Regions from separate parts of the Homo sapiens genome. Here region 1 is linked to region 2. Evidence: chromatin loops called from intact Hi-C (ENCODE). Cell type or tissue: transverse colon. All regions are shown on one strand. Links, peaks and the distances in the headings refer to the core of each region. The heading gives the core; the rest is flanking DNA. Region 1 overlaps LINC00114 (long intergenic non-protein coding RNA 114). Region 2 overlaps LINC02940 (long intergenic non-protein coding RNA 2940).

Evidence for each region. Peaks named below come from ENCODE experiments on the same cell type or tissue, not always from the same donor. Only the 100,000 strongest peaks of a DNase experiment are listed, where the experiment ranks them.
Region 1: it touches region 2 in a loop (2.5-fold over the local background); 5 of 110 quality-filtered maps call a loop at or near these places.

What each region holds. Positions count from the first base shown.
Region 1 is chr21:38,749,060-38,761,733 of GRCh38, forward strand. The region is part of intron 1 of LINC00114 (long intergenic non-protein coding RNA 114); the gene reads right to left. Among named protein-coding and RNA genes, the nearest start is that of LINC00114, 18 kb to the right of the region's middle. In transverse colon, for the core only: no CTCF peak of the experiment used is centred there; a DNase peak (open chromatin) is centred at 6,758; H3K27ac peaks cover 5,667 bases.
Region 2 is chr21:38,980,481-38,993,154 of GRCh38, forward strand. It overlaps LINC02940 (long intergenic non-protein coding RNA 2940), which reads right to left. Exons shown (of 7, transcript XR_007067867.1): 4 at 12,265-12,674; 5 at 10,347-10,544; 6 at 7,111-8,946; 7 at 4,871-7,013. Among named protein-coding and RNA genes, the nearest start is that of LINC01700, 9.0 kb to the left of the region's middle. RefSeq lists enhancers at 5,085-5,254, 8,953-10,720. In transverse colon, for the core only: no CTCF peak of the experiment used is centred there; DNase peaks (open chromatin) are centred at 5,281 and 10,093; H3K27ac peaks cover 5,453 bases.

The DNA of each region.
Region 1 (12,674 bases), core at 3,009-11,008, 230 kb before region 2:
CACAATATAATATTTATGGCATTTAAAAATAACTAAATTTGGTTTTTAAAAATTTCCATTCTATTATAAAAATAACATGACTTTGAAAGCATTCCCTAGTGTACAGGTTAATTGGCTAGACATCACAGCCAAACACAGGATAACTTACGTTTGTTTTTTTGTTTGCTTTTTTGTTTTTTGTGTGAGATGGAGTTTCGCTCTTGTCACCCAGGCTGGAGTGCAGTGGCGTGATCTCGGCTCACTGCAACCTCCGCCTCCTAGGTTCAAGGGATTCTCCTGTCTCAGCCTCCTGAGTTGCTGGGATTACAGGCACACGCCACCACGCCTGGCTAATTTTTTGTATTTTTAGTAGAGACAAGGTTTCACCATATTGGTCAGGCTGGCCTTGAACTCCTGACCTCAGGTGATCCACCCGTCTCGGCCTCCCAAAGTGTTGAGATTATAGGCGTGAGGCACCACGTCCAGCCTACTTATGTTTTTAAATAAATTGATAAAATCATTTCAAATTATTTTATGCCCAAATACATATGCATGTGATGTGAAATGTGGTTGCCTTTTCAAATGTGTGACTTGACATAGGCAGGGGTCTCAGCTTTAAGAAAAAGGGGAAACCAAGTCCTCAACATGGTCTTGTCTTTCCCTGGGCCCATAGCTCCTATGTAGATGGTCCCAGACCAATTACAACCGGATCTGCATGTCCAGCTCCTGCCGGGGACCACCCCAGCTGCACCTCTCCAGACAGCAGGGACAGGCTCGGGCACCTTGTCCAAGGCAGAAAGACATCAGAGCTAAGGCTGCCTGGATTCAAACTGTCATTCTCCTGCCGAGTAAAAAGATGACCTTGGGGGCTTACTTAACCTTGCTGATCTCAGACATGCCTGCTTCAAGGGGCTGTTTGTGAAGATTGCCTACCTGAAAGGAAGAAGGTGGGGCAAAATTAATCCAAGCAGATAATTTATTTGGCCAAGCTTGAGGATTGCAACCCGAGAGCATAGATTCAAGTTGTCCTGAATCTACAATCCAAAGAGCGCAGGTAGACGTGGATTTTTAAAAACAAGAGGCAGGGAGTTGGCTGCTACAAAGTTGTTTGCCAGGAATTCTCATTGGTGTACACGAACAACATTGAAGAGCAATTGGTTATACATGGTTAAGCTATAGGTTGTGGGTTACAGCATCCCCTGTGGCATTATTAGGTTAATCTACAGCTATCTGTGGCAATAGCAATAGTTTAAAGAGATGAACACACAGCTCAAAGTGGGAAAGTGGAGAATGGTTGCTATCTCATTTTAATGCCTCTCTGGGCCTGATAATTTGAAAGGGCTCACGTTCCTCACATGAAAGTTCTTTTCTTTCCTCTGGATTGAGTTCACACATGGCACATGGAGTATGACCTGTACATTCATTCACTCAAAACAAAAAACAAAACAAAAAAATAGCTCCAGGCAGTGACTCATGCGTGTCATCCCGTACTTTGGGAGGCCAAGGCAGGAGGATCTCTTCAGGCCAGGAGTCGGAGACCAGCCTGGACAATATAGTGAGATCTCATCTCTATTTAAAAAAAGTTTTTTTTTAATTAGCCAGGCGTGGTAGTGTGTGCCTGTGGTCCCAGCTACCTGGGATGCTGAGGTGGGAGGATCAATTGAGTCCAAGAATTTGAGGCTGCAGTGAGCTGAGATTGTACCACTGCACTCCAGCCTGGATGACCAAGCAAGATCCTGTCACAAAAACAAACAAACAAACAAACAAACAAAACTATGCAGCAGCAACTATGTGCTGGGCCCTGTTCTGGACCCTGGGATACAGCTGCAAACAAAGGTCCTGCTCTTATGGAGCTCACATCTTGTGAGGGAGAAGCAGGAGATGGAGATGTAACGTGCTCAGGGTGATGAGAGCTGAGGAAAGAAGTGAGCTGGAGAAACGGATTGGGACACGGGAAGGCATCACTGACGCGGGGTATATGAGTGACAGCTTGGATTTGTGTCCCTGCCCAAATCTCATGTGGAACTGGAAGAGGGGCCTGGTGGGAGGAGATTGGATCATGGGGGCAGATTTCCCCCGGCTGTTCTTGTGATAGTGAGTGAGTTCTCATGAGATCTGATGCTTTAAGAGTGTGTTGCGCTTCCCGGCCGGGCGTGGTGGCTCACACCTATAATCCCAGCACTTTGGGAGGCCGAGGCAGGTGGATCACGATGTCAGGAGATGGAGACCATCCTGGCCAACATGGTGAAACCCCGTCTCTACTAAAAATACAAATATAGCTGGGTGTGTTGGCGTGCACCTGTAATCCCAGCTACTCGGGAGGCTGAAGCAGGAGACTCGCTTGAACCGGGGAGGCGGAGATTGCAGTGAGCTGAGATCGCGCCACTGCGCTCCAGCCTCGCAACAGAGCGAGACTCTGTCAAAAAAAAAAAAAAGAGTGCGTGTGGCGCTTCTCTCGTTGCTCCCTCTCTCTCCTGCCACCGTGTGAAGAAGGCCCTTGCTTCCCCTTCTCCTTCCGCCATGGTTGTAAGTTTCCTGACGCCTCCCAGTCATGCTTCCCGTACAGCCTGCAGAACTGCGAGTCAATGAAATCCCTTTTCTCCACAAATTACCCAGTCTCAGGTAGTTCCTTACAGCAGCGTGGGAACAGACTCAAGAGCTGAAGCAAGCAAGGCCGTTAGCAAGGAGCGGGCTGGGGAGAGCACTCCAGGCAGAGGGAACAGCCAGGGCCAGGGCCTTGAGACAGACGTGAGCCAGGATATCTGAGGAACAGCAGAGAAGCCAGTGTGGCCGCAGCTAAATGAGGAACAATGTGTGAGTTCCCTGGGGCGGCCAAAACAAACACCACGGACGGGGGCCTTCAACCACAGACACCGATTTCCTCACAGCTCTGGAGGCGAAAAGTCCAAGAAAACTGCACGGAGTATCTATGAGGCCCTGATGGAGACCTGACCTGGTCCACACCCATGGCCTGGCAAGCTAGATGGGGTGAATTTTCACCTGCCACAGTCGCAAGTCAAAGCCACCGGCTTCTCTCTTCTCCCTCCCATTGCTCCTGACAGCCAGGGTTAATATTTTGCCTCATGTAAACAGGGAGGCATCCACCCGAGAATCTCCCCTCAGCCCACATAAGCTCTGCAGAGAGGGCTGTGTTGCTCCAGTTCCCACCTGGACATGAGCACTTTGAAGGGCAGCTTCCCTCCCGGGGTCTGGCTGAGCTCAGGGTAGGCGTCAGTCTGCATGGATTGGATGGAGGAAGGCTGTGCGTGGCAGGAGATGACACTGCCCTTGGGCTGTGTGGTTTCTCTCTGTTCCGAGCCCTGTTCCTCCACCTTAGCGGAATAGCGCCTCTCCATCCAGTTCTCATCTTTGAGAACGATTCTTGGGATGAAAGCCACGACGTTGGATATGAACAACCTGGTTGCCAAGTTGTTTGCATTTTTGCCTCCTCTCCTTTCTGAAGGGAAAAGCTGTCCTTGTGTGGGGCCACTTCAGACCCCAGTGAGCAAAAGGAGTGATGTTTAGGGGAAGGCAGGGAGAGCAGAAACTTGCATATTCCACACCTTCTGCGGCTGGGCACTGGGATGGGCCTTTCTCATGGCCGGTGGGATGGGAGAGGAGAGAGGTCTCCATCCAGCACCACTTACATCACACACATAAGCGACCTGGGGTATTAGTGGCTAGGAGTGCAGGTTCCAGATATCTCTCAGGTATAGTCTCCGCAGGATCCTGTTCCTCCCTTACCACTCATGAAGCCACTTTTCCCCCCAGGAGCCTTGGTGGCCTCCTATCTAAAGTGGGGATGGCACACAAATCCATGTCCTTGTGACGGTCCCATGAGAGAAGCAGACAGACCCTGTGCACACAAGGGCCTGCAGGGAGAAGCGCTCTACACGTGGCGACACCCTTTCCTCCCAGGATGGTCTCCTCTGCATTCCTGCTGTCATCCCAGCGTCCCACCTGATTCCCCAGGACACAGCTGACTAGAAATCAGCCCTGGACTAGAACCCACCGCCCGCCAGGGGTGGGTACGCTTTCTCGGAGGCCCCCATGGGGAGGCAAAATGGAAAACCACACCCAATACTCAACCTACAGTGGGCCACTAATTCCCAAGGCAATTCTGCTGTTTGTATCTGTGGGAGAAATGCATTTCCTTTGTTTTCGAAAAAGCAGATGGCCAGGTGTCATTGGCAGAGGGGCTGCAGTGAGGGCAGTGAGGGAGAGCAGAGGAAATGAATGGACAGTGCAGAGGACAGGCCAGGTGGCCCACAACCAGGCAGACAGCTCACGTTGCCTTTTCTGGAAATAGGGACTGCATGACCAATCTGTGCCTGTGCCTCTCTGGCACACAATGGACAATTTCGGAAAACTTCAAAAGAAAAAGCCAAGTTGATTTTGCTAAAAATGTGAAGTTTCTCTCTCTCTCTCTCTCTATCTCTTTAATGCAATGCATAGTTTATCATTTTCTTGTCTTTAGGATTAATTAAAGACAGGGCTAAATTTGTTTAAACAAGCTCTAAAATATTAAAAAAGAAGAAGAAGGCAAAGTACATAGTGTTTCCAAGTCCAGGGAACATTCTGTTCCCTGGGCTTCAGTTTATAACTGAATGTGCTTTACGTTTAGAAGACAAGCTATAGCTTGTAAAATGAATGTGGAAATAATCTAAAGTATGAGGCCTCCATTATTTATTATGTAATTGGAGAAAATTCTGGCTGGGAGAAATCTCTAGCTGAAAGCCAAGATGATCCCTACTCAATCGTTCTTAAACAAAATTAACATGTATCCATTTCTTTGATAATATTTCACTGGCAGGCAGTTCCTCTTCTAGGCTGCTATGAGCAAATTGCCAAGTTGGGTGTCACCCGTATAATCATTATCATGGGAAACCGTCAGAGTTCCTTGGGCAAGGGAATCAAAGATTTCAAGTGTTGACATTTTGTTAAGTAGGTTTTTTATAAAGTCTTACATTTAGAACTTTTCAGAACATGTCATCTCCAAAATCAGTAATCATTAAACGACGTCCAAGACCATGTTTTTGAGATCCTTCTATACTCTAAAAGCATTTTGATAATATTATTCCATAAACTGCCCCTTTTTTATTAAATGCATATCACAATCTTTTCAAACTATGAATATGGTCCTGGTTCATTCAAGAGAAAGAAGCTCTGCCCAGTGCAGTGGCTCACGCTATAATCCAATCACTTTCAGAGGCAGGAGGATCACTTGAGGCCAAGAATCGGAGACCAGCCTAGGGGGCAACAAAGTAAGACCCTATCTCTACAAAAATATTTAAAAGTTAGCCAGGGGTGGTGGCACATACCTGTGGTCCTGCCTACTCAGGAGGCTGAGGCGGGAGGATCCCTTGATTCCAGGAGTTCAAGGCTGCAGTGAGCTATGATCATAGGATTGCACTCCATCCTGGGTGACAGAGCGAGATGCTGTCTCTTAAAAAAAAGTCATTGGTGATGACTTTCTTTATTGCCTTTCATTAACAAAGTAATTTCCCCATAGATGCCTCCCTCCCGCCATCTAGGACTTGTGGAGGTCGAAAATATCATGAATGAATGTTCACTTTTATAAAATGTTCTTCCTGCACCACTTGTGCCTTGAGAAGCTCTGTGGAGTGCAGGGTCATTCTCAACTTTCTTGAGGAGGGGATGTCTCCACCCCCAACTCCACTGTAGGCACCCTCTTCCCTTAAGCTGCTTTAATTTTTTTTCACTTAATATTCACTCAACTATATTCTTTACAAGAAAATAAATTCCAAGGGGACAGGGACTTTTCTGCCTTACTTCTGTTTCCAAGCTTTTAGAAAAGCACCTGGCACATGGTAGGTGCTCAATAAATATTTGTGGTGATACTTATTAAGAAATGGAGTGACAAAAGGCACTGTGAATTCATTAACATTAAAAATATTTTGTCTTATTGCATGAAATTAATGCATACATATAAAAATGGTGGCATGTAAGTGTATGCGTTATTTAATCTCTGTTATAGGTTTCTGAACCCCTGGGAGTAACTCCAAGGATCAGAGATTGAGAACCACCTATATCAGGGGGAACAAGTACTAAATTGAAGTGCCGTAGACTGACTTGATTCTATTACAGGCTGAGCATCTTTTATTTGAAATGCTTGGGGCCAGAAGTGTTTTGGATTTCAGATTATTTTGGATTTTGGAATATTTGAATTATACTTACCAATTGAGCATCCCAAATCCAAACATCTGAAATCTAAATGTTCCAATGAACCTATCATTAAAGCATCTTGTCAGTACTCAGAAAATTTCAGATTTTGAAACATTTTGGATTTTTGGATTTGGGATGCTTAACCTGTACCTGCTAGGTAACTCTGAACAACACCACTTAATTTTCCTGAGTCTTGGTTTAATTGTGTGGCAGATGGGAGTAATAATAGCTGATTTACCTACTCGACATAGCTGAAAATAGAATGATATGTATATATGCAAATACATTTTGTAAACTACAAAGAACCATACACATATAGATTATTTTTGCTACTATAATAAAACATAGGTCTTGGGTCCGTAATCCCAGCAAAGCAGAGGACTGCTGCCTGCAGCTTTAGTCAATTTGATCACCATAGTCTATCATCACCATCATTAGAATAGAAACACTTACTCTCCCTGGGGTCTGTTGACCATCCCACGTGCGAAAAAACCCTATACAAATTTGCCCGGAATGTAGACTCCCCATTGGCCACAGTGGTAGTTTATTAGCTTCATACTGTGTGGAGTCAATGACTCATAGAAGGCACATTTTTCACCTCTTAGCCTTGGCAGCAACGACCCGTTGCTCAAAATTTGCTAACAGGCTCCCTCAGCTATTTCCTGTTGTGTTGCAGTAACACCGCTTTTTCTTTAGGCCACATTAAATTTTAAAACACATTAGAAACATTTCATCCCTGGCCTTCCTCTTCTAGTCATTGCAAAAAAAAAAAAAAAAGTGCTGTAGCAAACATGAGGATTATGATGATTGGTTAATTTCCCTCCATTTTAACCAATGAAATGTGTTCCTTATCACTATGGTTACATAACAACTAGCTCCCACAGGTGGAATCCAGCCTCACCAAAGCACCTGGGATAGTTCATCTACTCCTGCTCACTGATTATATCTAAATCACCAATAATGACCCAAATAACTTCGTATTTTTAAAAGTTATAGAGGTTATGTTATTTTTAGCCACTTCTATTGTGAAATATACTTCCCAAACAGAAAACTGTGCAAATCAGAAATGTCTAGCTCAATGAATAGCACGTAGATTTCCTTGCTCTTCTTCAGCTATACCCACCTAAGCATGACCCCTCAATACTATAGTTTACTTCTGTCTGTTTTTGTTTTGTTTTGTTTTGTTTTGTTTTTTTGAGACGGAGTCTCGCTCTGTCGCCCAGGCTGGAGTGCAGTGGCGCGATCTCGGCTCACTGCAAGCTCCGCCTCCCGGGTTCACGCCATTTTCCTGCCTCAGCCTGCCCAGTAGCTGGGACTACAGGCGCCTGCCACCACTCCCGGCTAATTTTTTTTTTGTATTTTTTAGTAGAGACGGGGTTTCACTGTGTTAGCCAGGATGGTCTCGATCTCCTGACCTCGTGATCCACCCGCCTCGGCCTCCCAAAGTGTAGGGATTACAGGCGTGAGCCACCGCGCCCAGCCCCTGTCTGTTTTTTAAAGTATATAAATGGGATTCTGTGATATGTTTTCTCTAGTATCTGGCTTGTTTTGCACGTCATTCTGTTTATGAGGTTCATTCATGTTCATGTAACTGTGGTCCAATTTCTTCACTGCAGTGAAGTTGTTTATTATATTTTAAAAAACATTTTCATGAATCCATTTCATTGTTGATGGACAGTTGGGTTTTTTCCAGTCTAAAGCTGCTATACACACTGCTGCTGTGAAGATTGCTGTACAAGTCTCGTGCTAAAAATAGGCATGCTTTTCCGCTGAGTATCTACCTAGGAGTGGAATTACTATGAAAGAAGGAATGCACATCTTCACTTTAATAGATAATACCAAACCTCTTCCTTTAGTGACTAGAACCAAATGTATGATATGAGAGAGTCTCCATCACTCTCCATTGTCACCAGCCCCTGGCATGGATATTCCCTTTAATCTTAGCCACCTTGGTGAGTGTATTTGGAATCTCAATGTTTTTAATTTGCACTTTTCTGATTACTTAAGAGTCTGGGCCCCTTTCCCTATATTTATTGACCATTTGAATATTGTTCTTTGCCAGGTATCTTCAAGTGTCATCCATTTCTGTCTTTTATTTTATTTTATTTATTTATGAATTGGGATCTCACTCTGTTGCCCAGGCTGGACCGCAGTGAAGCTCACTGCAACCTTAAACTCCAAGTGATCTTCCCTCCTCAGCCTACAGGCATGAGCCTTCATGCCTGGCTATTTGTAAAATTATTATTTTTTGTAGAGATGGGGGTCTTGCTATATTGCCCAGGCTTGTCTTGAACTCCCAGCTTCAAGCAATCCTCTCAGCTTGGCCTCTCAAAACGCTGGGACTACAGACCATTTTTCTTTTTAAAATATTATTTGGGGAGATTTATTTATTTATTTATTTATTTATTTATTTATTTATTTATGAGATGGAGTCTTGCTCTTTCACCCAGGCTGGAGTCCAGTGGCGCGATCTCAGCTCACTGCAAGCTCCACCTCCCAGGTTCACGCCATTCTCCTGCCTCAGCCTCCCGAGTAGCTGGGATTACAAGCTTGCACCACCACACCAGACTAAAACATACAATATACTGATTTCCATTTCCTTGGAAAGATTGTTGCTGGGACTATTTCTTATTAACTAGTTGCGTTTCCTGTTTTGGTTTTTTTGTTGTTGTTGTTTAGGATTTTTAGTGTTTCCTTTTATTATGTTTTGAGACGAGGTCTTGCTCTGTTACCTAGACTAGAGTGCAATAGCATGATCACAGCTCACTGCAGCCTCAACCTCCCAGGCTCAAGTGATCCTCCCACCTTAGCCTCCCGAGTAGCTGGGACCACAGGGTAAAGTAAAAGGTAAAGACTGACCAGGAAAGGGGATGGGAGTGGGGAGAAAAAACATATTAAACTGAATTATACCTTCCACCTTACCTTGTATTATGATCAAAAGAAATCCCTCTGCTGTCCTTTCCTCCTGACACTCTTCCCACAGGCATGCACCATCATGCCTGGCTAATTCTGTAAATTTTTTGTAGAAGCAGGGGTCCCACTATGTTGCCCAGGCTGGTATCGAACTCCTGTGCTCAAGTGAAGTGTTTTCAAAATGACATATTTCTATATCTTACAATTTTCCTGAGTTTTGGTGTTAATTAAATGTACAATTAAATCTTTTGGTTTTTAAAAATATAGATAACATCTTCCACTGTTTAATTCTATACTGTTTTTTAAAAAGAAAACCTGAAGAGTGCAAACCTGTAGAGTAAGAAAAGGGGAGGAATGAAATTTATCTTACTCCTCCTGCCAGATGCAGTTTGGTACATCTTAACACTAAATGCTCATTTTACTGAATTCTCACTTTAAGAATGTTCCATTATATTTTAAACTCTTTATAGGCATATTGATTTTGTGCTGAAAGAGATTAAACAGCCCTCAAGAGTTTCAAGCAAATTCTCTTAGTCAGTAAATGCATTTCCTCTTTCATTCATGTCCCAATGCCCAGTCAACATTTTTTGTGTGCCTGTATCACTTAACCAACAAAGATTTTGGAAACAATCTTTGGATAATACAATATTTGATTTCTCATAATGTGACCTGAAGATCCACATGATTTTGTTTTTTTGTCAGCCCATGCCACCCCATGGTTTGGAGGAACCAAACCCCCAGCCTTTTGAGGGGTGAGACTCCTGGAATTTTCGTCCCGTGCCTTCGTGGGGATTTCTCCTGTATTTAGTATTTGTTCACCCGACACAGACTTGCAGAGCCTAATGCATTCCAGACACTGCGCTGAGTGCCAGGAATAAAGAAACATCTGTACCTGGTACAGTCTGGCTGGGGCAAGAAACCACCAACATGATAAGCAAATGAATGTATAATGTAACAGAACATGGGTTGTGCCCTGAAGAAAAATAAAGACTGACCAGGAAAGGGGATGGGAGTGGGGAGAAAAACCATATTAAACTGAATTATACCTTCCACCTTACCTTGTATTATGATCAAAAGAAATCCCTCTGCTGTCCTTTCCTCCTGACACTCTTCCCACACACACACATGCACACACACACGCACATCTGTAAACCCCTGACAACAGTGGTGACGTCTATCTCACCTTTGTGCACCCCCAAAGCTGAACACAGCTATGCATGACTGACACAATTTTGTTAAACCAAAGAAAATCTTTTCATGATGTCTCCATTAATTTCATGTGGCCAACCAGCCATTCCTGGAAGTTTCTTGAACTCTCTGGAGATCCCTTCTGCCTTTAGGCATCTTCTGTCTACTCAGCGAGTAGTTCCTGGGGCTTTCCTAATGGCATTTCTGCTTATCCGATATCTGCTGGATGTCGTTCAGAAAAATGACATTGGAGGCTGAGGCCTCAAACTTTAGCTCCATATTCTTGGTCAGGTTTCAGATTTTCACTTAAACACAGCCCTGTCTGCGATGCCAACAGACTTTAGCTCAATTTATTATCAGAGGGCGATCTGGCACTCCCATACAGCTCCGCAAATGCCTCTGACTATCTAATAACTCATCATTAAACACCACATTCCCTGAGAGGCTGTGGAGACCAGGCAGGGAGGGCCTCTCCCTTCTGAAAAAAGGAGCCCCTTCCAGGGCTCACAACAAAATGTCAAGTTTGGCAAAAGATAAAAATAGAAGTCTTTGTTTCACACTTGCAAAAAGGCTCAAACTTTCACGTGTGCTTCTGTTTATATTAAATAAAAAGCCCATTTTTCTTGGGATAAAAGCATCTTAAGAAGAGTTGTAGGGAGAAGAGACTAGGTCCTTTCTTAACCGGAATTCAACTGATTAGACCCTGGCCAGACTCTCCAGTCAGACCCAGAAAGAGAAAACAGTGCCAATCCGAATGATTCAGCTCAATCCGTTCAAAACAACAAATCATGAAATGGCATCATGGACAGGCATGTTACGATAAGACTCTGCTAACGTGGCTTTTGCTGCAAAGTGGGAAATGGTTCTGGGAACTTACAGCTTTAATAAGATCAAACAATGCATCAAATGGAGGTCTGAGTTGGAGATCTGGGCTTCGACCTGCAGAAATAAGAATTGAGGCCTGTTGGGTGCTTCGCTGCTGGCAGTGCTCTCTCACGTGCCCTTTCCAGCTGGCTCTCACCTGATTCTCAGACACCTCTGAGAGCTAGGTGGTGTTCTCGTGTACATGTTAGAGATGAGGAAACCCAATCTCTGACAGCTGTCTATCCACCTGTTTGGAAGGGGCTGAACTGTGTTCCCCCCAAGCTCATCTGTTGAAGCTTTAACCCCCAGTACTTCAAAGCATGTCTTTATTCAGAGATAGTCTTTCAAGAGATAATTAAGATGCAGTGAAGTCATTAGCGTGGGCCCTAATCCGATCTGACTGGTGTCCTAACAGGAAGAGGAGATTAGAACACAGACATGACCATGTAAGGACACAGGGAGAAGGCGGCCGTCTGTAAGCCAAGGAGGGAGGCTCAGAAGGAACGAACCCTGCTCACACCTGGATCCCAGACTTCTAGCTTCCAGGACGGAGAAAATAAATGTTGTTGAAGCCGCCTACCCTATGGTACTTTATTATGGAAGCCCTAGCACACTAATACATTAAGGTAAGTTCTCTGAGGGCAGAATGGGGCTTTTGCTATTTCGATGAAAGTTCTTCGGATTCTGCAAAGCTGACCTCATATTCTGTGATGATTTTGGTAGAAGGCACACAGGCCACCTGCTCACTCCCTGCTCCTCTCATTCCTCCTCACTTTCCCTCCTATTTTCATCATCTTCCCTCTCCCTTTCTCCTTCTTTCACTCCAGGGGGATATGTTTGCCAACCATCTGCAAAGTGCCTACTGTGTTTCACGTAAACGCTTTTAATTTACGTAACTCATGCTATTTATCTCGTCATGATTTGACTCTTTTCCTTTTGGATAGTTTTCAAGATCAATCCTTGTTGCAAGATGAATATTTAACCTGTTACTTTTTTTTTTGGAGACAAGGTCTCGCTCTGTCGCTCAGGCAGGATTGCAGTGGCATGAACACAGCTCACTGCAGCCTCAAACTCCTGGGCTCAGGTGATCCTCCCACCTCAGCCTCGCGAGTAGCTGGGACTACAGGCATGCACCACCTCACACAGCTAATTTTATTTATTTTTCTAATAGAGATGGGGTCTTGCTATGTTGCCCAGGCTGGTCTTGAACTCCTGGCCTCAAGCAATTCTCCCACCTCAGTCTCCCAAAGAACTGGGATTACAGGTGTGGGCCACCACGCCTGGCCTAACCTGTAACTTCTAATTGACACCTCAACATTTCCGAAAATGCCTTTATTCTGCCTGTGCACTGGATTGATAGTTTCTATAGGTGTAGAAGCCCAGGTCGAAAACCACCTTCCTGCAGAAAGCCCCATCCTCTTGTCATTCCCAGAGCGGCTGCAGGGAAAGCTACAGCCATTCTGAGTCCTGAGTCTTCATGTGTTGCCTTTTTTCTTCTCCCTGGAAGCTTGTAAAATCTTCTTCCTGTCCTCACTGCTCTGAAA
Region 2 (12,674 bases), core at 2,263-10,262:
CTACCCATTGTCCATGTGTCTGGGCACCTGGGTGATGGAAGATGCCCCATTCGGCCGGGGGACAGGGCTGCCTGCACTGAGCCCCCAGGAGGCTGAAGAAAGCGTTTCCCCACCCCACCCCAGGCTCTGTTTGTGGATGTGGCCAGGTGATCTCAGAGAGCCGGCTGATCTGGGTGGGTGCAAGGGGTGGTTTTATAAGTTCAGGGTTCTTGCCTCTCTCCCCTCCCCATGGTGCCACTCTGCGGGGAATTTATTGGCATTTTGGCAAATCTCAACTTGGTTCACTGCTACCTCTTCTTCCTAAAGACTTTCCAGGACTTCTTGGAGTGTGGGGGTGTTTTCAGAAGGAATCTGAGAGCACCTCCCCACCTCCCACACACATACACTCAGCCTGCAACGGTCTCTGTCATGCCAGGTTAGAGGAACCAGGCAGGCTGAGTGACCCGGGCATGTCTCCTTGTTTTCAGGAAAACCGTACAACTCGACAGAGAGGCATTGAAGCCACTCTTTCATGAATGAGTCAGGATGACAGGTGGAGAAGGATGTCCCCAGACCCCAGGGTCCCAAGCCCTTCACAGGAGAGGTGGGAGCATCCACCAGCCCTCCCTTAAGATAAGGCCACCTGCCACTGTGGTTTGGCTTATACCACAATATAAAGTCTAAAACAGCAACTTCTCTGTGAGAAAGCCAACCAGGGGACCCAAGGCACACAAGGCAGGGGGAAGGTACCTAGAATGGACCCGCAGGCCCCCGGCTGCCTTGTGGCTCCAGAGCCCCTGAGGACAGCAGCCCGGGGATGGACTTCGGCGCACTGTCATCCTGTGACTCCCACGCTTTCCCATGGGTGCGTTCTGGACCTTGATCACAGGCTTCCTCTGTTTCCCCAGCTGTCAGCAAGAACACAGAGTGGGTGATTCTTGTCTGGACCAAGGTATGCACAAAGGCGATTACTATGGCCTCCGAGATTTGCCTACAGCTTGAACCTGCCTCGCCTAAAAGGGCACCGGTTATGGAAGTCACCCTGTGTACCTGCCAAGCCCCAGCCCCAGTCAAAAGTGCTAAGCAACCCTGGGACAAAGCCAACTCCATCTCTCCTTTCAATGCACGCCAGCCACAGTGAATCCCTCAGCCCAATGGTGTCTTCGGGAGCCCCTCTCCATGCCCCGTTCTTCCAGCAGCTCCCTGTTGAGGAACCAAGTGTGCCCAGCCAATTTCCCCCAGCACCCACTCCCTAACAAGCACTACTCAGGCTGTCATGGTTGGAACATCAAAGAGTCACCTCCCTTTGGAACTTTTTCACTAGCATCATTATAAAACACAGATCAATGTTCAAGAAATCCTCCAACCATGAGGAAATGAAGGAATTGGGGTTCAGTGGCCAGCAATTGCCCTTCCCCCAATCCCTGAACACAGTTAAAACTTAATCAAGTGAAATGCTCAAAAATGAGGAGTATAAGCTCATTTTCCCATCTGGTTCAAGGAAGCCATTGCAATCTCTGCACATCAGTGGCGAAAATCACAGTCTATCTTCTTGCCTTAGCAAGGGCAGTAGAGTCTATATAATTTTATCTTGCTTGTTTGAATGCGGGAGTCTGTACCTGGGGGTCATTTTTTTTTTTTTCTTTTGAGACAGGGTCTCGCTCTGTTGCCAGGCTGGAGTGCAGCGGCGTGATCTCAGCTCACTGCAAGCCCGCCTCCTGGGTTCAAGCGATTCTCCTGCCTCAGCCTCCTGAGTAGCTGGGATTACAGGTGTCTGCCTGGGGATCACATTTCTATGGCAATTCCACAAGACCCCGAGATGGTGCTAACAGTTGGCTGCTCCCTGGCGTTCATTGGAATGCGGCTGCATTTTCTAAATTCCTTTGTCCTCTTGTCTGACTCTCCTTTGCTTCTTTCTCCACAAAATTATTTGGCCAAAAAAAAAAAAAAAAAGTTGAGTTAACTGGGGACTCTGGTTAGCTGTTCTGTAGTTGATGCAGGTATAATTATACAATACACGTGAACATTGGTCTAGAGCAGCGCCATCCGTTCATGACGCGCCCTATCCGTGCTATGCAAATGGTAGCCGCTCACGACAATGGCAATGGAGGAATTGGATTTTAAATTTTATTTAACTTTATTTTAGTGTATTGTATTTTCGAGACAGAGTCTTGCTCTGTCCCCCAGACTGGAGTACAGTGGCACGATGTTGGCTTACTGAAACCTCCACCTCCCGGGTTTAAGCGATTCTCGTGCCTCAGCCTCCCGAGTAGTTGGGACTACAGGCGCGCATCGCAGCGCAAGCCACCACGGCCGGCTAATTTTTTGTATTTTTAATGGAGACGGGGTTTCGCCATGTTGCCCAGGCTGGTCTGGAACTCCTGAGCTCAGGCAATCCACCTGCCTTGGCCTCCCAAAGTGTTAGGATTACAGGCGTGAGCCACTGCGCCCGGCAACTTTAATAATTTTAAATCTAAATAGCCACATGTGCTTTGTGGCTAGCTTCCTGGATGGGGCGGGAAGGACATTGATAGGCAGCTCACGGGAGCACTGGGCAGGAGGCCGTCTGGATTCAAATACAACAGCCCTGTGCTGTCCACGTGTGGTTGTGGGAATTCACTGAGACGACTTAGCAGGAGCCCCACACTCAGTTTCGGGCACAGTGTAGATTCTCAGGAAAGCAAGGCCGTGTTGTTCTGATGGAACCCAAGGTTTGGGGTCTAGATTAGGCCAGCTTCAGCTTCTCCATCCCCCTGGTTTCTACACTCCTTCAGGCTCTTCCTAAGTCAGGCACTGTAGCAGGCTGGCTTGTGTCCTCAAAAAGGATATGTTTAAGTCCTAACCCCTAGTACCCATGAATATGACCTTGTTTTGAAATAGGGTCTTTGCAGATGTGATCAGTTTAAAGGTCTTGAGATGAAATCATCCTGGATTGAGGGTGGGCCCTCCATCCAAAGACTGGGTGCTCTTATTTTAAGTTCAAAAGTACAACCGCAGGTTTGTTATATAGGCACACTTGTGTCATGGGGGTTTGTCGTACAGATGATTTCATCACCCAGGTATTAAGCCTAAAACCCATTAGTTGTTTTTCCTGATCCTCTTTTTCCTCCCACCCTCCAAAAGGCCCCAGTGTGTGTTGTTCCCTTCCGTGTGTCCATGCGTTCTCATTATTTAGCTCCCACTTATAAGTGAGAACATGTGGTATTTGGTTTTCTGTTTCTGTGCTAGCGTGCGAAGGATAATGGCCTCCAGCTCCATCCACGTCCCTGAAAAAGACACGATCTCGTTCTTTTTTATGGCTGCGTAGTATTCCATGGTGTGTATACACCACATCTTCTTTATCCAGTCTACCATTGGTGGGCACTTAGGTTGATTCTGTCTTTGCTATTGTGAGTGCTGCCGCAATGAACATTCCCTTACATGTGTCTTTATAATAGAATGATTTATATTCCTTTGGGGATGTACCCAGCAATGGGATTGCTCAGTTGAACGATATTTCTGTCTTTAGGTCTTTGAGGTATCGCCACACTGTGTTCCACAATGGCTGAACTAATTTATACTCCCACCAACAGTGTAAAAGTGTTTGAAAGGGGTTACATTCCTTAGCCCCATCATGAGGACCTGGTTCAGTGAGCAGAGTTGAGGGAAGGTAAAACAGGACCTAGAAATGGCCACAGCTAGAGCGCCACCCGAGCTGCCAGGACCAGGCTGGACTCTGCACACGAGGTTGTCCGGGGCAGGGCAGGGCCAGGGCATGCCTGGAGCTGCCACCACTGTAGCACAGAACACGGGGTCTTAACCTGGGTGAGGAGTCAGGAGGTCTGTGAACTTAGATAGGAAAGAAATTCCATTTTTATTTTCCCTGACTTCTAACTACATGTTGGCCTTTTCTTCCTCGCAAAGTCTTAACCTGGGTGAGGAGTCAGGAGGTGTGTGAACTTAGATAGGAAAGAAATTCCATTTTTATTTTCCCTGACTTCTAACTACATGTTGGCCTTTTCTTCCATTAGGAACACAGGCAATGAAGCACACTGTGGGGGACACACCTGTGATTGTCGAAATCACGGATATTTTCATACTGCATTGCAGCTGTTGCCAGTATCATCAGTGACTTTCATCCTTCTCTCTGCTTTGTAATTATGGTGGTTATAAGGCGGACAACTCAATCTTGTCTTAAGCTATTAATAAAAAACATGTGCACTATCATATCACAGTTGGGAGGGCGGGGTGGGGATTGTTACATTTTGTTACATTTTGTTAGCTGTATTTCAACATACTGGTTTCCTTGGGAAGCCCATGTACTTTTTTTCATGCATTTGAAGTCTGAATTCTGAGAAAGGGTCCATAGGCTTCCCTAGGCTGCCGCAGGGGTTCATGACACAGAACAGGGTAAGAGCCACTGGCATGGACACTAGAAACCTACACCAATGCTGTTGTATCACTTTTCAGACAAGCTCTGTGCAGTCGGAATTTTTTAAAGATGCACTGTCACTTGAGGAAGACAGGTGATCTTCCTGCGGCACAAATAGAAGCAAAGAGATTTCTCTTCTTCTCTGTAGAGCAACACAATTGATAAATGGCCGATAATCTCCACCAAATTGGCAGCAGTAGGCTGCCCGAAGGCAGCAGGCATATTCGTCTTTGTGAATTGTTTTACTATGATGCTGTCACATTTCCAGGAATAAGACGGTTAAAATGATATATTGTTGTGGTTTGGCATTTGCAGCTTTGCTCTGACTTCCCTGGTAACTGCCAACATCTGCAAATTATTATGTGCTTAAAAAAAAAATCAACCGCCACCGCAGGCTGCCCCCACGGTCCCTGGCTGGGCCAGGCCTCCTGCCAGGCCACAGGGCAGAGTTCTTGGACCAGGAGGCAGCAGGGTCAAAACCCAGGTTGCCTAGGAAGCCCCCAAAGACAGTTATGGATAGAGCTGGGAGCCCGAAACACATGCGGCAGTCTCTCAGTTTCCAGGTACCGGTTCTCACATCATCCATGCATGTGTTTGAGGAAAAACAAAAAAAAATTGATGGTTGCCAAAAACAAAAATGCTTCCATATCAAAGTTTATCAGTGTCAATGTCAAGAGACTTCTGGTTCGTAGACTCATTTTGGCTTGAGGCCACCAGAAGTGAACTCTGGTTTCTAAATGCAGAAGCAGAGGCACTGGCCGATCATGGAAGATGCAGGGAACTGTTCAAGAGGCCCAAGCCTGGTGCTCAGAAACTTGGCAGGATCAAGCATCTCGCCCAGGAATTCATCCCCTGCTTGTCTAAGCCGGCTGGCTCTCGTGACTGACTCGGAACAACAGAGCAGATGTTTGCGTGGGAGGCAAGCCTCACCCAACATCTGTCCTGCGGCGGGAAGGCCTGGGTGTTCACAGATAGAGCTGGAGTTCCCCGGTGGGTGGCACAGACAATTAGCTGGGGCTGCCTCACATGTAATCTAATTACAGGGGAAACAGGCTCAAACACCGGGTGATAAGCAGCGCAACTGTTTCGGGTGACTCTGTAATTTTTCCTCCATTAATTTTCTCCATAACGCACATGATTGTCATAAGGGTTAATTAAAAAGAGCGTGAGTGGCCTCATGTCACATGTAGCTGGACCAGAAAGTGTTGAGTACCTGCTCATGCGTGCAAGAGGAGGAGGGAGGAGCACATCACTGAACTTCACATGAAATTGGATACCCGGGATTAGAGACAGTAGAGGGTTTTGGTGAAATCAGATACACATTGCAAAGCAGCACACCGCGATAATTCAATTTGGATATACTGACATGGACTGTATAAACAAGGAGAATGGAAGGCAAAAGGGTGATTCCAGGGAGGCTTCCTGGAGGAGGTGAGCTCTTCAAAGAGGTCATGTGCACAGGTAGAGGAAAGAAATAGAAAAAAAAAAAAAAAAGAGCACTAGAGCCAAGGACAGGAAGGATCACAACCATAGGGACAAGGATCCAAAACCATGAGGTTAGAACCTGAAGACAAGGAACCAGACTCAAGGAAAAAGTTTCCTTCAAAGATAACGGCTGATGGGTGCAAGGAGGTATCGAGGGATAGAGGATGTCCAACCCCAAGCTATAAGCAAAAGTCCAACAACTGATATCTCTTGTTTGCAACCCATCTCAAAGCCACCAAGCCTTGTGTAAACATCACCCAGAGTGGCCAAGACACCAAGTGAGCAGAGCCTGGTGACATCTAGGATTTGCACATAGCAGGCGATGAATAAACCCATGCTGTCTGACTTCGGAACTTTGACCTCAAGTTCATCACCTCTAGTATTTGTGGATGAAGTCAATGATAGAGTTAGTTCTTGCTTGTTCATGAAGCGGATGGTGCATCATTCTAAGCAATGCATAACATATCTGTTTTTAAAATGTTTTTATATGCATCTTGGATCACATTAAAATTACTTTGCATTTTGGACCATACAACAACTGATGGGGTTGGGAGTAGGGAGTGGACACTCCAGCCCTTCCTGCACTGAAAGAATGGATGTGCAAGCCACATGCTCTAAGAGGGTGGAGGCATCCTCTTACCTAAATACTAGACTGGCATCAGCAGCTGCAATCCCCGATCTAGTTGCCTTGCTGGCAGTATCTCAACCAATTGTTTTAATTTGAGACTTCATAATGACAATCCAAAGCTCACTTGATTATGATTATCACTGAGGAAGGCATTATTCAGAGTGTAGCAAATAGATAATATAGCTTTATCTACACAGCATCGCTCAGAGTGCAGCAAGTAAATCATATGGCCTGATCTACACACACACAAACACACACACATGAAGTCAGGAATATCTGACAGTGCAGTTCTAGTGTCCCCAAGCCTGTGATGGGTGTGCAAGATAGCGCCGTCCTGGGTCTGGCCCGATCCACGGGCGTTTGGATTCTGGGTTGGCTCATCCCCTGGGCTTTCTCTGCTTCTGTGGATCCCACTCCAGAGAGTGCTGGCATCGCCTCTTTCTTCAGGCTCTGAAGCCTCTTTCAATTCAGAACTTGAAATTCATTGCAGAGAACCCTCAGTCGTTTTGTCTGCAATCAAGTGACGGTGACTGCATTAGTCCCTGGGGCTGCCATAACAAAGCACCACAAACGGGAGGCTTAAAACAACAGGAATTTATTCTCTCACCGTTCTGGAAACCAGAATTCTGAAATCAAGCTGTCGGCAGAGTTGGTTCTCTCGAAGGACTGGGAGGGAGAATCTGTTCCCTGCCTTGCCTTTAGATTCCGCTGCTTCCAGCAGTCCGTGGCTGTCACATGGCCTTCTCCCTCTGGAGTGTGTCTCTGTGTCTGTCCTCCTCTTCTTGTGATATCACGAGTCATATTGGAATAAGGGCCCACCAGACACCAGTATGATTTCATCTCAGCTAACTGCACTGGCAGTGACCTTATTTCCAAATAAAGCCAAATGCTGAAGCAGCAGGGGTTAGGACTTCAATGTGTCTCTCGCAGGGACACAATTGAACCCACAGCAGTCAAATACATAGTCCTTATTAACCATACATGTAGGTCTGCTTTCTGCTGTGTCTAACAGATGCGCTTTTCTGTCCGAGGTTGAAAATTAAGGCAGCTTCCTCCCTGCCAGGGTACCCCCTGCACAGGCCCCTGCCACAGCTGGTGGTTACTAGAAGTCTTTCATACTCTTCAGTCCTGTGACAATAATTTCGTGTTTCCATGCACCCATATACAGACCCTAGCGCTTTTGGCAGGAAGAGAAGAATTTCTAAGTTGAGGCTGTTTAAAAGCGTCTCCCCAGTGAAGGGTCACCAGATTTAGCAAATAAAAATACAGGACACCTAGTTAAATTTGGATTTCAGATAAACAATGAATAATTCTTCAGGATAAGCATGTCCCATGCAATATTTGGAACACATTTACACTATAAAAATTACGAAAGTTCATGTTGCTGGGTGTCCTGTATTTCATCTGGCAAGCCTACACTGCCGGCACCAGAAAGTCCTTGAAGTGAGTCTCCTGATCCTTCTCCACCCCCACCCTCAGTCCTGGCTCCATCTGCCCTAGAGGCTGAGGGCTTTCTATGTAACCCCCATGGAGACAGGGCATTATAAGATGCAAGGATGTGAATGGAAAAAAATCACAAGATCTATACATCTGGAAAGGGGATCTTTATTTCTTCTAAAGGATTACAGCCTGCAGGGTGGCCATTCTGACAGGCCGGGAGACGCAGCCTCTGGCAGAAACAGCTGGCAGGCACCTGGAAGGAGGCGGTGTTGCAGCAGGAGCCTCATGCTGAATTGAGCTGGCCAAACATACATATTCAGGTTCCAGGAGGAGCTATGAATATTCACAAAGAGAGTCCTGAGCCGTGCCCACTGAACATGCACGTTACATGCGTCCCATGTTCACTTTGGGGTGGAGGCTTCACATTTAAAAGCATTACAATGAGTCCCTACACGTCAAAAGGTGAGGCAGGGACTCGAAGGCATACAAGTGTGCAGCTTCTATAATCAGCCTGAACCAGGTCTATGGTTGGTGGTCTCTTACCAGGAGACTGAAATCAACCTCTTGTCCAATCAAAGCTATAGTCACAGCTGTGGAACGGGGTCAGCCAGCGTCTGCAGGTGGATGAGCTGCAGTCGTTTGAATCTCGGGGCCGGTGCGTGTTTAGCTGCTGAAGAAAAAGAAGACGCTGTGGTGTGAGAGCAGAGTCCGTTCTCTAAGTGTAGAGTGCGCGGCTCGACCCTTACCTGGCGTGGCCTGAGGTGCTGCTTATAATTTGGTGTCTTATTGCCATAAGGAGTCTGTGCTGTCGGTCTCGTGTCTCTATTTTAGCATGACAGCCGATCATCGTCGTTTAAACCACAAAGGGGAGGGACTGTGATGAAGCGTGTCCGATCGCCCGTCCCCTCATGGCTGGGAGCTCAGCTTTCAGGTTTCTCTGGGGTCCCCTTGGCCAAGAGGGGGTCTGTTCAGTCACTTGGGGACTTCGGATTTTATTTTAGTTCTGAAAGAGTAGCAAATGGGGACCAACATGGAATTTGAAATGTATAGGAGGTAATTCCCAAAGTAAACCGCTCCGTGGACGTGATTCAGATCTGACTCCATGACAGTGCTGTCCCCTTCCCTGCCACCGTACTCCTCAAGGAGCTGGACGCGTCCTCGCAGGAGTGAGAGCTGCCTCGTCCACACCCACAAAGAAAGAACTCCACTCACATATTTCCCTGCAAATAAAGGGGCTCTGTATGTAATTAACTGACAAAAACGCGGGTGGAATTGCAGGTTTGGAAATAAAGTATAAGGCTCTATAACTCAGCCTGGCTCCGCACACACAAGCCGTCAACTGACACCTGAGCTGGACTGAAGCGGGAAGGGGGCTGGCCCCTGGTCAACACACACTGAACCCAGCGGCCAGTACACATCCTGTTCAGCTGACATGGGCTCTGCAGAGAATTCCAGCTCCCTCTATTCCCCACCCCTCACACAGAAACCTCTTATCCAGTTTGAGAGAGGTGTGTGCATGCATGTATGCACGTGCGTGTGCAGGCTTGTGTGCGTGCCTAATGAAAAGCAGCTTGTTCAGAGTTAGTCAAAGGCTTTGGGAATGAAACGCGGCTTTGAGCCCTTCCACAGCAGCTTTGAGGGGAGGCGTGTGTTGGTCAGAGCATGAAACCAGACGCCTGGAACACCGCCCAGCCAAACCCACCCGCAGCTCTGATGCAGGAGCTCGCACAGAGCATGACACGTTTCTCTGGGTTTGTTTTTTCTTTATCTACAAAGAAGTAGAAGGAGAAGGGAAAAGGATAGGAGTCCTAAAAGGCTTATTACTGCCCACGAGGGTCACTGGAATTGACTCAAGTCAGTGAAAGGCTTTGAAGATTAACGGGCCCATATAAATGTTAATTTGTTATGAGGTTTCTGCTAGGACGTTAAACAGAGCAGGGAAGACTTGCCTATAAAACACAGCATGCAGTCCTTGGTTATAATTAATGCCTATAAAGGTCTCTATATTGGATTCAGTCGAGGGCCTGGCAGGAGGGCAGTAAGGAGCCATTCCAGCTCCTTTTAGAGGCGAAAGTGGGGCTGTGGACGAATAGGTTCCTCAGAACAGTCACTGCCTGGGAAGCAAAACCACGGAATGAAAAGCTAGGGACAGTCCCCTAACGTGGGGGTGGGGCAATCAAAGGGAGCCGCCTTTGAAGAGCCCTGAGTCCCTTGAGGGGAAGGCGGCAACAAAGCGCCGCTTGTCCACCATCACCTGCAGCATGCTTTCCTTAATGAGGACGAGACCCAGGTGGCTCGGTCACTGCAGCTCCCTGGAAGGGACCCTCAGGCCCCCAAACTGGGAAGTCCCCACCTTCCCGCAGACTCAGGATGCTTCTTGTGGGAAAGCACACCCACACTTACAGTGACAGCAGTCACGCTGACCTCAAAAATCCTCCAGGAAAATCAAAATGACACCAATTCACAGGATGTTCCCCAAAGTCCTAGTTTCACAAACTGGAAAACAGCGCAACCCAGCTGTGGTCCAGAGGTCCTGGTGACCTGGCAGCGACAGAATCTTCTCAGGCTGCCTCTGTGCTGCCCTTCTGTGCTGGGATGCACCTGTTGGGGAAAGCTGGGGTTAGGAAACCCAGTGGGTGAACAGGGAGAACTCAAGAACCAGCGAAGAAAAGCAACAACAGGCATATTCACATTTTAAAATGCTTCAGGTGCAGTTTACATACTCTGTAGAGGTTGGTAAAAGTTACACAAATTATGCAAATATCATGTGGCTCACCTACTGTCATGGACAATATTGTGCACCCCACAAAATTAATATGTTGAAGCCGAACTCCCAGTCAGGGGTGACTGTATTTGGAAGCAGGGCCTTTAAAGAGGCGATTAATTTAAGATGAGGCCGTTTGGTGGGCCTTAATCCAATCTGACTGGTGTCCTTATAGAAAGATACAGAGACCCCAGGATGCATACAGGAGGGGCCTCTGCAAGCTGAGGAGGGGACTCAGGAGAAAGCAAACCCACGGGTGCTTTGACCTTGAACTTGTGACGTTGAGCTTCCAGAACTCTGAAAAATAAACTCCTGCTGTTTAAACCCCCAGTCTGTGGTCCTCTGCCATGACAGTCCCAACAAACCAATACAAAGACAATCAGAGAGCCAGAGGCCACGGGGCTCCTGCCGGTGTGGGTGCCTTAGGCAACACGCCCCATCCCTGGGGTCCTGGGCGCACCAAACCCACCCCTGGCTCCTGGATACCACCTCAGGACCACAGCTCCATTCATCCAGAGGCCAAGTGGGCAGCCTGAGGCAGTAAGAAGAACACTCACTGGAATGAGCCGTTCAGGGCTTTGGGATCCCCTCCTCCAGGCAGCCTTCTCTGGCTGCAGCCACCCTCCTCTGAGCCAGGTACCCTGCACTACTCCTCCAGGCTCTCAAAGAACCCTGGAGTCCCACGTATCAGAGCACTTTCCACACCGTGTGCTGACTTCCCGGCTCCCAGAGCCCAGCCCTAGGAGATCCTTGTTCTGGGGCACGTTTCTGCCTTTCCTTATCCCTATCTTTCTCCTCCTCACTCAGCACCTGGCCCTCGATGAGCAGGGTTCTCATATTTAACAGCTGTCCACTGGTCATGACACCTGGGTGCTGGAGGGAGCAGGAGCATGGGCACTGAAGCCTGCTGGGCGGGGGGTCCAGATGCTACTGAGCGGAGAAGGAAAGGTGTCTCGGCAGAGTGAACAGTGTGTGTGCCGGCCCAGAGGTGAGCCGCAGCAGCTGCGGTGGCTGGAGAAGTTCAGGAGGGTTGTGGAAAAAAGCAAGAGGAGGTGGGGAGGGCTTCAGAGGGGGCTGGAGAGGTTGGTAAGGGCTAGGCCACCAAGGACCCTATGAGCAGTTCAGGGCTTTAGGATCTACTGAGAAGGGAACAACCCTAGGGGTTCTCTGCAGGTTGCAAGCCCTCTGGCCCCCCAGTGGCCAGGGGTCTTCAAATCCCATAACCCCCACCCATGGTATTCTGCCCCTAAGGATGTCCACGGATGAGAAGATTGGCCTTCCAAGATTCTCCATCAACCCCTCAGCGAGGCTTCAGCAGCACTGAGCCCAGCAGAGACTTCTGTAGCACCCGAAAGCCTCCTTCTGTCTTGGGAGCCTCATCTGATCTGCTGTATCATGCGTCCCTGCCCTCTCCTCTCTGGGGCCTCTTTCCTTCCATCATCAGGGGAACTTGCTCCCCTGAAAGGAGAGGGCCAAGATGGGAACATTGTGCTATGTCAGCAGCCAGACACACAGCCCGCTGAGCTCCAAACAAAAGAAGTCCCAGGACCCAGGCACCTTTGTCAAAAGACAGCCAATGTAGCCTCTGTTCCAGGAAGGCTCCAGCCTGTGGCCTGTGGGGGTGAAGACAAGCTCCTGCACAATCTGGCCCATTGGATATAAAACATCTATTTGACTTCGGAGAGGGGAAAATATATCACATTGCTAAGATGTCCTTGGTTGCAGTGAATAGCCCAGGGAGAGGTGGAACAATTCATTCCAGAGACCAGCATGAGTGAGGAAGTTGACAAGGACAACGTGGGGCTTTCCAAACAAAAGAAGGAAGAGGCCAAGATAAGGATTTGGTACATTTGGCCAACAAATGGAGGAAATAATCATTTCCAAACCATTCTTGAATGTGCATTTCATCCATATTTATAAGAATGCAAGCCTGCACACGCTTTCCACCCTGTGTCACCCCATCATGG